2 separate regions of the Homo sapiens genome follow, and region 2 is linked to region 1. Evidence: chromatin contacts called from ENCODE Hi-C or POLR2A ChIA-PET data. All regions are on one chromosome and are shown on one strand. The core of a region is the stretch at or near the end of the contact, and the rest is flanking DNA. Distances in the headings are between cores, read along the strand shown.

Evidence for each region. A loop is a pair of places that touch in the nucleus more often than their neighbours do. ChIA-PET counts read pairs that join two places held with the same protein, here RNA polymerase II (POLR2A).
Region 2: a loop to region 1 is called in a map of Caco-2, with 3 times the contacts of the local background. The contact joins two enhancer-like sites. A Hi-C loop is called at or near these places in 1 of 168 maps with a recorded cell type or tissue (Caco-2). POLR2A ChIA-PET finds 5 or more read pairs at or near these places in 1 of 52 experiments (activated CD4-positive, alpha-beta T cell).

What each region holds. Positions count from the first base shown.
Region 1 is chr5:16,587,698-16,590,765 of GRCh38, forward strand. All of the region lies in intron 1 of RETREG1 (reticulophagy regulator 1), which reads right to left. Among named protein-coding and RNA genes, the nearest start is that of RETREG1-AS1, 27 kb to the right of the region's middle. Within about 2 kb of position 1,339, at least 2 of the 41 ENCODE cell types and tissues checked have a DNase peak (open chromatin) inside an H3K27ac peak, as active enhancers do.
Region 2 is chr5:16,720,245-16,723,446 of GRCh38, forward strand. All of the region lies in intron 19 of MYO10 (myosin X), which reads right to left. Among named protein-coding and RNA genes, the nearest start is that of RETREG1, 100 kb to the left of the region's middle. RefSeq lists an enhancer at 1,392-2,081. Within about 2 kb of position 1,432, at least 3 of the 41 ENCODE cell types and tissues checked have a DNase peak (open chromatin) inside an H3K27ac peak, as active enhancers do.

The DNA.
Region 1 (3,068 bases), core at 89-2,588:
ACAGCTGTAGAAGATGATTTTGCTTCTCCAACTCCAACCAAGGATGCAAAGAACTAGACTCTGGCCACATGCATCCATGTGGCACCCACTCTTACCTTGGGTGTGCTCAATTGTTCTGCCTGGTTCTCCCGCAGCAAGCCTGATCCTTCTCATTCCCCTCTTTGCCGGAAGCCCTGCCAGAGGTCTGCTTACCCAGCTCCAGCCAATCCCTTTCCAGGTGAATGAATCTTGATCACACCCTAATAACCCACTGTTCAAGATCACAGACACATACAGTGGACTGTTCCTTGCCAAGTTCCTGGGCTCCACAGTAAGATTTCATGTGTCCAGACCCCCCTCCCCACTGCTCCCAGTCTGAGGCCAGAGCGATCACTTCCAGAGCTGGGACTGAGGCTTTTACATCTCTTGGGCCAACTGTATTACTTTGCAAGAACAAAACACTACAGACAGGGTGGCTTAAACTACAGAAGTTTATTTTCTCACAATTTGTGTGAAGGCTGGAAGTCTAAGATCAAGCTGTCTGCAGGTTTGGTTTTTCCTGAGGCCTCTCTTCTTGGCTTGCAGATGGCTGCCTTCTCACTGCATTCTCATAGGGTCTTTCCTCTTTGCATACATATCCCTGGTGTCTGCCTCTCATAAGGACACCAGTCATATTGAATCAGGGCCCACCCATGTGACCTCATGTAACCTTGACTACCTTTAAAGGTCCTATCCCCAAATATAATCACCTTTTCAGGTGTGCTGAGGGTCAGGACTTCAGCATTTGAATTTGGGGGCAGCACGATTCAGCCCATAACACCAAGTGTGTGGACCACTCACCTGCCGGCCCCAAGGTCACTCCTGTGTCAAAGTTAACAAGCCGTGTGCTGTGCCCTGTCAGCCCCACCATGCTGAGGACATATCCACATCCTCCCAAACTCCCTGCCAGAAAGGCAAACATTCACTCATGCTGCTACACTCAGTAAACAAAGTGAGATCAAGGCTGAAATATCTGAACGAGCTGTAAGAAACTATGCAGATTAGAGCCAACAGGTTATTTAAGATCAGAGAGGCCACAGTATCCTGGTATATACCGTGTCCTGGCCTACTTAGGTTAGGACAATAAATTATATGCTCACCCTACTTACTAAGCTCTAAATGAACACAGGACACAGAGAAGCAACCGTCTAATTTGTTTCAAAATCCTCAAATACAAAATCTACTGAGCAGTGAATTAGTAATTTTGTCATCCTCTGGGGGCCACTTATCTGAAGGTCAGGATCAAGTGCCCTTTATCAATAGAGTGAAGCTGCTCTGCCCAGCAAAGCTGACCCGGGTCACTCCGTGCATGCACACAGTACCGCTGGGCTGTGCCAGCAGCCTCCTTACACAGACATTCCTTTAGTATCTAGAGCCCCACATCCAGTAGTTGTGCCTAGAAAACACCACCCCCTTTGCTTATTCAACAACAAAATGTTCAAGAAACCATAGAAAATCCAGACCTGGATGCGGACTGTTGTCCCAGTTTATTTGGATACATTCAAGGGGCAAAACAGTGTTGACACTCTTGGGGATTATAATCCCACTGGGTGCGGCAACCCTGACCACACAGGGAGAAAGATGTTTTCAAAACTTGAGTGTTTTTTTTTTTTTCAAAAAGGAGTTTGTAGTGTATCCAATGCATGTCTTTCTTTTTTGTTTGTTTATTTGTTTGTCTGTTTTCAGACAGAGTCTCTGTCACCCAGCCTGAAGCAGTGGTGCCATCTCGGCTCACTGCAACCTCCACCTCCCGGGTTCAAGTGATTCTCCTGCCTCAGCCTCCTGAGTAGGTGGCATGTGCCACCACACCCAGTTAACTTTTATATTTTTAGTAGAGACGGGGCTTCACCATGTTGGTCAAACTGGTCTCAAACTCCTGACCTCAAGTGATCCGCCTGCCTCGGCCTCCCAAAGTGTTGGGATTACAGGTGTGAGCCACTGCACCCAGGCCCAATGCAAGTCTTCTTTTCTACCTGCCAGCATGGAAGGGGAGAACCATGGCCGTCAATTCCAGTGCATGAGGAATTGCTGCAACTCCCCGCTACTCTGTGGCCAAGCCTGAGACAGTAAAAAGCAGTGACAAATATTTGGGCACCAATACTAAGTATCAGGAAAGTCCACTCTGGCCCTGAAGCCAATGGCCACCTTCCAGTTGAACTTTGATGAGCAGGGCCACCTCAAGGCCAGAGACTGTATTGTGTCATCCCAGGTAGGAAAACACTCCGATTCTCTCCTATGGGTCAAAGTAAAAGAAGAAACAAACAACTAAGAGTGGAAGAGGATGTCCATGCTCATGTCCAAGTGCACAAGCATGAGAGAGAACTGGCAGCTGCCTCATGGACGCCATTCCTCTAAGTTCCCTAGATCCTATTTCCAGAACATTCTAAACTGAGAATGAACCTCAGATGAGAATGAATGTTTTTTGACAGCTTTCAATTCTTCAGGTTCCCCCAACCCCAGCTGCTGATCCTGGGACCTCCAGGATCCCTCAGGAGTATTTGAGGGTCAGGGCAAGACAAGCCCCTCACACTCACAGGTCATGGTGCCCACACCGATGGAGACCACACACCTTGACACACGACAGCAGCGCCTGCGGTAACAAAAAAGCCCAGAGGCTACGCACCTGTACGGCCAGGTTTCCTGGAATTCACAGAACCTGCACCTCGAAGGACAAGCTGCAGGTCAGGCTTCCTTCAAGGTTCTTTTATGTGAAGTAATATTTTAATGTCCTGTTTTACACTTTGATTTTTAAAAGAATCTTCAGCAAATAGCACAAACAAGTAGTAATATAAAACTTAATGAAATATCTTAGAAATGAAAAAATTATGATTCTGAAAAAGAACCCCTAGCCTAAGTGAAACTCGGGGCGTGTGTGCTGCAGAATCCACATGGGCCACGGACTCGAGGCGGGCTGTCTCCCAGGGCCTCGTTGTTATTTTGTGAAGTGATGGCATTACCCAATTTTTACAAATAAGAAAACTAAAGCTAAGAAAGAGTAAGTCATTGGACTGGGTTCACCCAGCTAGAAGCTCACCTCTTCCCAGAAACCC
Region 2 (3,202 bases), core at 182-2,681, 130 kb after region 1:
AGGAGCTGAGCATCACACCGACAGTAAGTCAATTGCCTTTACTGCCTTAACTTGGGAGCTTATTAAAAGAATTTTTTGAAGACTTTATGTCTTATAAGACCAACCTCCACATTGCTAGACTATTTCTCAAAGTGAGTGGTACTGCATTCAAAATTTAGAGTTCTACTTTTCCACTATTTTATTTTTATTTTATTTTATTTATTTTATTTTATTTTAATTTAATTTTTGAGACGGAGTCTCGCTCTGCCGCCCAGGCTGGAGTGCAGTGGTGCGATCTCAGGTCACTGCAACCTCTGCCTCCCAGGTTCAAGCAATTCTCCTGCCTCAGCCTCCCGGGTAGCTGGGATGGGAATATAGGCACGTGCCACCACACCCGGCTAATTTTTTGTATTTTTAGTAAAGACGGGATTTCACCGTGTTAGCCAGGATGGTCTCCACCTCCTGATCTTGTGATCCACCCGCCTTGGCCTCCCAAATTGCTGGGATTACAGGCGTGAGCCACCGCGCCCAGCCTCCACATTGTATTCTTTAATGGCACCTGACCTACTTTAAATGAAATACTTTAAACTTTACATTCATATTGGGTCTGCAACTGAGGGACTCATCGCACAGTTCATATTGTGGAGATTAGTATGCCACTATCTTAAGAAACATAAAATATGTGAATTATGTAATAAGAAAAGCCATTACATAATTCATTACATGAATACTGTATGTGTGGGGCAGGGGGCACTGCTACAGAGAGGATTTAAAATATTAGGTATATTTGTATTTGCATTTCCATTATGGGATATACCTCTACCCCATTTAACTTTAAAAATAAACAACCTTATCTTCTGATAACCCCTCTTCAACTTTAAGAAGTTAAAGACTCCATAAGAATTACCCAAAGACAATTACGCTACATAACAAAATATCATTCCCAGTCCTGTAACTACTAAGAAAGCCTCACAACAGGACTCCCATCCCCTCCTCTTGCTGATTCACAAAGAACTCTGCAAGGAATCTCAGTCTATTTGCTTTCTTTGCTACAATAAACTCTCAAGAGTGGTGAATAAATATTCTCAGATAAGAAGTTTATCATGCTTTGAACAATGTTCAAAAGCATCGTAACTAAAGCAGCAATATAACTTTCCTGACCTTGAACAGAAGGTAAATAAAAGTCACTTCAACTGGCGACAAAAGTCCTTTGTACTTACATCAGTCATTTCACTCCGGGGCTGTTAAACACTTACACAGTGGTTGCTACTTGCTAATTTTCACATTTTTAGAAAAGAGGCAGAAACTAATTTCCCCTAGAGAAGAGGCAACCCCCGCAGGTGAGGAACAGGAAGGTAGTAAGCAGGGCCTGACTGGCGAGCAAGCTGTCAGTCAGTCCTGGAGGTCAGATTGTAGGGTCTGGAAATTTCTCACTCACCAAGTACAACCTTCAACCCACATACCCGCTGAGACTAAGTACAGCTGTCACCCTGAGCAAGGACACTCACACTCTGTTACAGCTGCAGGCGCTTACCTCGGACCCACACAAACCTCAACTACCTAATGGGAAAGAAAACACTGGAACATAAATAACATGCACACATACATGTCAATCTTTCTAAGGGATAGCTCTGGTTGTATCACAGCCCTGTTCACACAGAGCCAGCACATGCCAGTTTAAGACAAAGGCTTCGATTTCCCATTCGAGGTCCTCACAGTATGGCTCCAATTTACCTTCCCAGTCAATACGCCCTTATACAAATCCTACCTTTTAGTCCAACCATAGATCATTCTACTTGTTTCTTGATTAAAATGCTCACTTCCTGTCTCCACCTCAGCTGAAACTGGCCTCTCCACCTGAAATGTACCATCTGTTGAGCCTGATGGATCTTTTAGGTGTCTCTCAAATGCTCCCTCCTGCGTAAAACTGTCCCGATGCATCCCACAGGTGCCATCCGTGATGCTCTCACCCCTAGGTTCCCAGCACACGCTGTACTTGCATGAGGATGTGACCCCTGGTCACACTCTTTTTCATCTTAAGCATGTCCATGTGAACTCCCCATTAAATTACACATTCTTGCAGCGGAGCAGCTGAATTCTATGAATGTCTGAGTTCACTACATTGCCTGGTGTGTCACCCTACGTATCAGATACACTCTCACTTACGCTGGTATATTTGCATGAACAAAATTGTGCTTCTGTTTACAGCTGTTTCTAATATATTTGTTTAATTAGCATTAAATAGGTTTTGCCTCTCTTACAGATTTTGGAGAAATGAAAACGTTTTTTTGCTTTTTAAAAAGTATGTCAATCTACACAACTATAATCAAATGATTTTTGAGCAATGTGCAAAGGCAATTAGAGAAAGGATAGTCTTTCTAACAAATGGTGCTAGAATAATTGGACAGCAATATGCAAAGATATAATCTAGATGTGGACATTACAACTTTCACAAGAATTAAGTAAATCATAGACCTATGTATGTAATGTAAATCACAAAACTATAAAACTCCTAGATGATAACATAGGAAATAATCTAGGTGGCTTTGGGGATAACTTTGATACAACAACAAAAGAATGTTCCCTTAAGGAAAAAATAGATGTGTAGGATTTCATTAAAATTAAAAACCTTCTTCCGAGAAAGATGCTGTTAAGGCAATGAAAGACAAGTAACAGACTGAAAAATATTTGGAAAATACACACTAAGAAAGACTGTATCAAAAATTTACAAAGAACACTTAAAACTAAACAATATGAAAATCCAATTTTTAAAATAAGCAAAAGATCTGAAGAGACACTTCACCAAAGAAGATAGGCTAATAAGCATATGAAAAGATATCACCTGTCATTGGGGAATTACAAATTAAAACAGGCCAGGCGTGGTGGCTCACGCCTGTAATCCCAGCACTTTGGGAGGCCGAGGCAGGCGGATCACGAGGTCATGAGGTCAGGAGATCGAGACCATCCTGGCTAACACAGTGAAACCCCGTCTCTACTAAAAATACAAAAAAAAAATTAGCTGGGCGTGGTGGTGGGCACCTGTAGTTCCAGCTACTGGGGAGGCTGAGGCAGGAGAATGGCGTGAACCTGGGAGGCGGAGCTTGCAGTGAGCCAAGGTTGCGCCACTGCACTCCGGCCTGGGTGACAGAGCGAGACTCTGTCTCAAAAAAAAAGAAAAAAAATTAAAACGATAATGAAGTACCACTACATACTTATTAGAATG